Regions from separate parts of the Homo sapiens genome. Here region 1 is linked to region 2. The links are chromatin loops, found by intact Hi-C in ENCODE. Cell type or tissue: PC-9. All regions are shown on one strand. Each heading gives the region's core, and the rest is flanking DNA. Links, peaks and the distances in the headings are about the cores only. Region 1 has its middle 52 kb from the start of ADORA2B. Region 2 overlaps ZSWIM7 (zinc finger SWIM-type containing 7).

Region 1 (2,749 bases), core at 1-2,500, 88 kb before region 2:
TAGCTGGGATTACAGGCGTGCGCCACAATGCCCAGCTTTTTTTTTTTTTTTTTTTTGAGATGGAATCTCCCTCTGTCGCCTAGGCTGGAGTTCAGTGGTATGATCTTGGCTCACTGCAACCTCCACCTGCTAGGTTCAAGCAATTCTTCTGCCTCAGCCTTCCCCAGTAGCTGGGACTACAGGCATGCACCACCATGCCCAGCTAATTTTTTTTTTTTTTTTTGTACTTTTAGTAGAGACGAGGTTTCCCCATGTTGGCCAGGCTGGTCTTGAACTCTTGACCTCAGGTGATCCGTCCACCCCTGCTTCCCAAAGTGCTGGTATTACAGGCGTGAGCCACTGCGCCTGGCCAAATATTTTTTTTGAGACAGAGTTTGAGATAGAGTTTCACTCTTGTCGCCCAGGCTGGAGTGCAGTGGCGTGATCTAGGCTCACTGCAACCTCTGCCTCCCAGGGTCAAGCGATTCTCCTGCCTCAGCCTTCTGAGTAGCTGGATTACAGACAGGCACCACCACGCCTGACTAATTTTTGTATTTTTAATAGAGACAGGGTTTTTGCCCTGTTGACCAGGCTGGTCTCAGATTCCAGACCTCAGGTGATCCACCCGCCTTGGCCTTCCAAAGTGCTGGGATTACAGGTGTTAGCCACCGTGCTCGGCCGAATTTTTTCATCATGTTGGCCAGGCTGGTCTTGAACGTCTGACCTCAAGTGATCCGACTGACTCGGTCCCCCAAACTGCTGGGATTATAGGCATGAGCCATGACGCCTGGCCCATACAGCATTTTCTAATTAGTGTCCTGCCTCTTTCCCAAGAAGCTTTGCTTTTTTCTTTTTTTCTTTCTTTCTTTTTTTTTTTTTTGACTTTAGCAGTTAGTGTACACAGAGTCAATTCATTAATAGACACCTCATGGAGGCACCTAGAGGACCTCGGCAAAGGTGAAGAAGTACTGGGAATGCAGCCATGAATCCAACTGTGTCCTCAGTGGAATTTAGCACAGTACACAATTCAGTGTGTACCCTGCAGCTTCTCCCCGACAGTGATTGATGTCTTTATGAAATGTTAGTAACCAAGGCAAGGCAAGTAACCAGGCAATCAAGGCAAGCGAAAGCATCTTCTAGAAGCAAATGTCGTGGGCTGTGCGGTTTTGCTTTACCCCGTCCTGCTGCATTATTCATGAGTACTGTCTCTACATTCCCCCGTCTGGAACTTTAATACAACCTCAACACTCTGGGAAGATATTCTTGTATATGCACTAAAATTAGGATTTTACCTTCCCATGTGCAATTCAATATCTTCATTTTTCTCAAATGACTTTTGCTGCATTGAGGGAAATAAAATTCTGTGTATTACACAATATTTGTTTAAGCTCTCCTAGAGACCTAACCGGTTTTGGAGATGCTTGGAATGTTAACCTTTTTTATATCTGAGACTTCCTTCTATCAAAAAGTCCCATATCCTACTGAGAAATATCTCTAAGGTATTTATATCCTAGGGAAAGTTAGAGATAATTTGCAATGAGTAACTACCATTTCCCTGGGGAAAAATAATGTTAAGTTTCTTTCTGTTTTTGCTTTTTCCTCCCAATAAATCTTGTACATAAATTCTAAATGTTATCATTCAGAGTGGACACCACACTCCAGACCCTTAAGATAATCAGCCCTTCCTTCCTTCCTTCCTTCCCTCCCTCCCTCCCTCCCTCCTCCCTTTCTTCCTCCCTGCTGTAGCTACTGATAAGTTCCTTTCACTGCTTTCCAGAGAAAGCCCTGCTGGAATCTCACCTTCGTGTTTCAAGACCTTGGCCAGCATTTTTCAAAGCCTATTCCAAAGAACCAGCAAGCACCAACAAAACATTCCCTGCTGGAGCACTGTATATTACATGACATTTGTAGACAGCACAGTGTCTATTAACACATTAAAGACTTCAAGAAGTCCTACATTAAGAAATCTGTGTGACTGTTTAACCCAACATAGCGCAGATCCACATAACCTCTTTACTTAGGTTTGTTTATTTTACTACAATCACCATAACAAGTGTTGGCAGATTTTCCCTGTTAAGGGCCACGTAATAGGATCAGGGGTCAGTTGGTCTCAGTCACAACTATTCAACTCTACCATTGGGCTAAAGAGGCCTTCAACACTTTGTAAATGAATGGGCATGGCTGTGTCCCAACAAAAGTTTATTATATGAAAACAGGCTATAAGCCAGATTTGGCCCATGGGCAGCAGTTTGTCAACCCCTGACCTAGAACATCCTACAATATGTCCCACAGAACATACTTTGGAAAATGCTGTGCTGGGCCCTACACTCGGTCACTCAAGAATTTCTTGCCAAGGACTGGGCACCATAATAAGACAGCAGTCAACAAGAGACATGTTCTCTGAACTCATGAACTCTGAACTGTCATGCCCTCCTGAACTACACAGACAAGCAAGCGGTAGACTTTATAACAAGTAAAGTTATTAATGAACAAGGATAAGTCGTCAAAGAGCCCAGAGAGAAACTCAGTGCTGTGAGAGTCAGTGACAGGGATCACATTTAGATGAGGGGAGACAGTGGCAGTGATGTCAAAATCGGTGTCAGAAGGTGGAGGAGGCAGCAGTGCAGAGCCAGGGCGAAGGAGTAGCTGCAGCCAGGAAACACCTTGGTGTGGTCAAGGACATGGAAGAAAGCTGGTTGGCTGGATGCAGTTAGTGGGGCCAGGGAGGCTGTGCTGATCCAGGGAGTCCAAGGGGGCAGGGCCTGCAGAG
Region 2 (2,804 bases), core at 160-2,659:
CCCCCCACCTCCCTCCCGGACGGGGCGGCTGGCCGGGCAGAGGGGCTCCTCACTTCCCAGTAGGGGCAGCCGGGCAGAGGTGCCCCTCATCTCCCGGACGAGGCGGCTGGCCGGGCGGGGGGCTGACCCCCCCACCTCCCTCCCGGACGGGGCGGCTGGCCGGGCAGAGGGGCTCCTCACTTCCCAGTAGGGGCGGCCGGGCAGAGGCGCCCCTCACCTCCCGGACGAGGCGGCTGGTCTAGGCTACTCTCTTAACTACTGTGTTATACTTCTGGGGTTGGGGGGCGGGGAGTAGTGGCAAAACTCTTGCATATATTGGCCTGTACACACCTCTGGGGAGATGATTGCGTTGAATCTGATGTCAGAGAACACAGCTTTAGATCTTGAAGGGGTTTTGGTTCAATCCTGTCTCTTGCAGTTGAGATACACTTAGGGCACATCAGTTACGAATGTGGCCTCTTGGACAATGCTATACCCAACTTGCCAGCCAGGTCCCAAGATGTTTAAGAAGTTAACAGTGTAAAAGAAAGGGAAAGAATGGAGTGGACATCATTATTTTCTTCTTTCGCAAGACTTAGAAAACAGCTGCCTGCTTTCAGGAAGGTAGTGTTTTTTCCTTTGGAATAAGGTGTGTGTGAGTATGTCCTGTTTCTGCTTCATGGTCTGGACTCTGATGAAATTGGCAAAGGCTTAAAGGAATAGGTGAAGGTACTCATGCCCCATGTGAAGGTCAAGTGTGGTGTCAGGCTGTCTCACAGGTAGTGCAAAGATATACCACATGGCTGAAAGTAGGATATGCAAAGTTGTCAACATCGAATTTAGTTCATATTTTTATGGGGCCATCTAATTCCCCAGTGCCCACTTCTGGGATTCCCTTTTTTTCCTTCTCAAAGCTTCACTCATGATCTTTTACATAAAAATTCAGGAAATTGATGCAGTTCTAAAAATGACATTGCATTTTGAGAGGCTAAACCCCTAAGAGGTGACTAACTGAAGACAAAGACAAAAAACTACCATTTGTTTCAACATATAATAAGATTCCCATTTTGTAGAATAGTTAAACCACAAAGTAAGGGCAATTTCTCTCTACATTCAACTACAGTGGGAAGAGTCTTCCCCATCCTCACCAGGATGCTGTCACTCTTCCGTAGCACTGAGAATGCAAATGCAGGACATGAACAGTAATGACAAGAAGCCAAACATGTGTATGTTTTACTGGAACTTCCAAGGACCTACAAAGAAAGGATAGATGGGATCAGACCTCAGATGTGCTGGAAAAACCACCTCTTTCCCTTTTTATTTATGTAGACTCAGAGTTGCTCTGCAAATTGCACCGAGAAGAACTGCAGTAATGTTTTACATAAAAGAGGAAACAACTTCTCTTCCTCCAGTGTACAGACTCTCCCTTCCTCACCTCTCAGTGCTCACCTTTAGGACAGCATATAAAGGAACTGAAGAGTTTCAGATTAGTTCAACCAACCACATAAACCATTCTGTTCCTACGCCTAGTGATTCATGGGGCCCACTCTATGGGCTGACTGTAATAAGAAGGAAGTGGGGGGGGGGAATCTCTCATCTACATTTTATTGTGGGGGTTCTTAACCTTTGGTATTTCACAGCAGGTGTATAAATTTCTAAAGCTTCCTACATACCTAAAGAGAGAGTAAAAACAGGCAAAGGGTCAGTAGCAGGGCAGGAGTAAGATAAGTCTCAGGCCGGGTGTGGTGGCTCAAAGCCTGTAATCCCAGCACTTTGGGAGGTCGAGGTGGGAGGATCACTTGACCCCCCCCAGAGTTCAAGACCAGCATGGGCAACATGGTGAGACCTCGTTTCTATAGAAAAAAAAATTTTTTTAAAGTCAGGTATGGTGGCACATGCCAGTAGTCCCAGCTACTCAGGAGGCTGAGAAGGGAGGACTGCTTGAGCCTGGGAGGTCAAGGCTGCAGTGAGCTGTGACTGCACCACTGCACTGCAGCCTGGGTGACAAAGATCCCATCTCTAAAATAAAGATAGGTCACAGAAGAACAAAAGAAGAAACTGGGAAGAGGCTTTTGAAAAGCATTTGAGAGCAGAGAGAATAAATAAAGCAAAGACCCTTGCGAAAGGAATGACTCAGCTGTTCAGGATGGAGGTCTCAGGAAAAGAGGCAGGCCCAGATCTGCCTACTCATCTAGCAGGATGGAAGGAGGACACTGATACATAGTGGGTTGATAAGAGGCACAGTCTAACAGTCTTGGTGGTGGTCAAGAGGGACAAAAAGGAGAGGTACAGGAGAAACAAGACACATCTGTAGTATGATCGCACAAATTTGCTGGAGAAATCCTTTGTTTAAGTCTCTCTACCACCAAGCAGCCAAAAACTTTTTGTTGAGGTCTTCATTCCTAGAGTTAACTTCCCACCTGGAGGCGTAAGATTATTATTAGTATCTGAGGGAAGCAGAAATGTCCTGAGGGTGATTTTATAATGAACTGCCACTTAGGAATTTGCCACACAGCCTTCAAAGCACTTTTAGGCTCTCAGATGGCAATCTAAATGAAAAAGCAAGGACTTTTAAATTTTTTTTGAATTACAATGTTAGCACTCCTAGGATTCTTTAATCTTTCTTACCCACAGAGAATAAAGCTACAGGTATGGTTTGACTGCAAGAACAAACAGCAGGTTCCACTGCTGTGCTTTTGTCACATTTTCAGTGGTTCATATAATGCAGTTATCCCAGTACAGCTTTTATTAACATTTTTTTTTAATTTTTGTTTTTTGGAGACAGGATGTTGTTCTGTCATCCAGGCTGGAGTACAGTGGCAGAT

The links. Peaks named below come from ENCODE experiments on the same cell type or tissue, not always from the same donor. Only the 100,000 strongest peaks of a DNase experiment are listed, where the experiment ranks them.
Region 1: a loop joins it to region 2, with 6 times the contacts of the local background. A loop is called at or near these places in 3 of 110 quality-filtered maps.

The regions. Positions count from the first base shown.
Region 1 is chr17:15,891,810-15,894,558 of GRCh38, forward strand. It overlaps a transcript of ADORA2B not described here. Among named protein-coding and RNA genes, the nearest start is that of ADORA2B, 52 kb to the right of the region's middle. In PC-9, for the core only: no CTCF peak of the experiment used is centred there; DNase peaks (open chromatin) are centred at 1,012, 1,402 and 2,052; H3K4me3 peaks cover 2,098 bases; H3K27ac peaks cover 2,500 bases.
Region 2 is chr17:15,979,913-15,982,716 of GRCh38, forward strand. It overlaps ZSWIM7 (zinc finger SWIM-type containing 7), which reads right to left. Exons shown (of 5, transcript NM_001042697.2): 4 at 1,128-1,232. Among named protein-coding and RNA genes, the nearest start is that of ZSWIM7, 18 kb to the right of the region's middle. RefSeq lists an enhancer at 2,191-2,804. In PC-9, for the core only: no CTCF peak of the experiment used is centred there; DNase peaks (open chromatin) are centred at 1,569, 2,129 and 2,469; H3K4me3 peaks cover 313 bases; H3K27ac peaks cover 2,500 bases.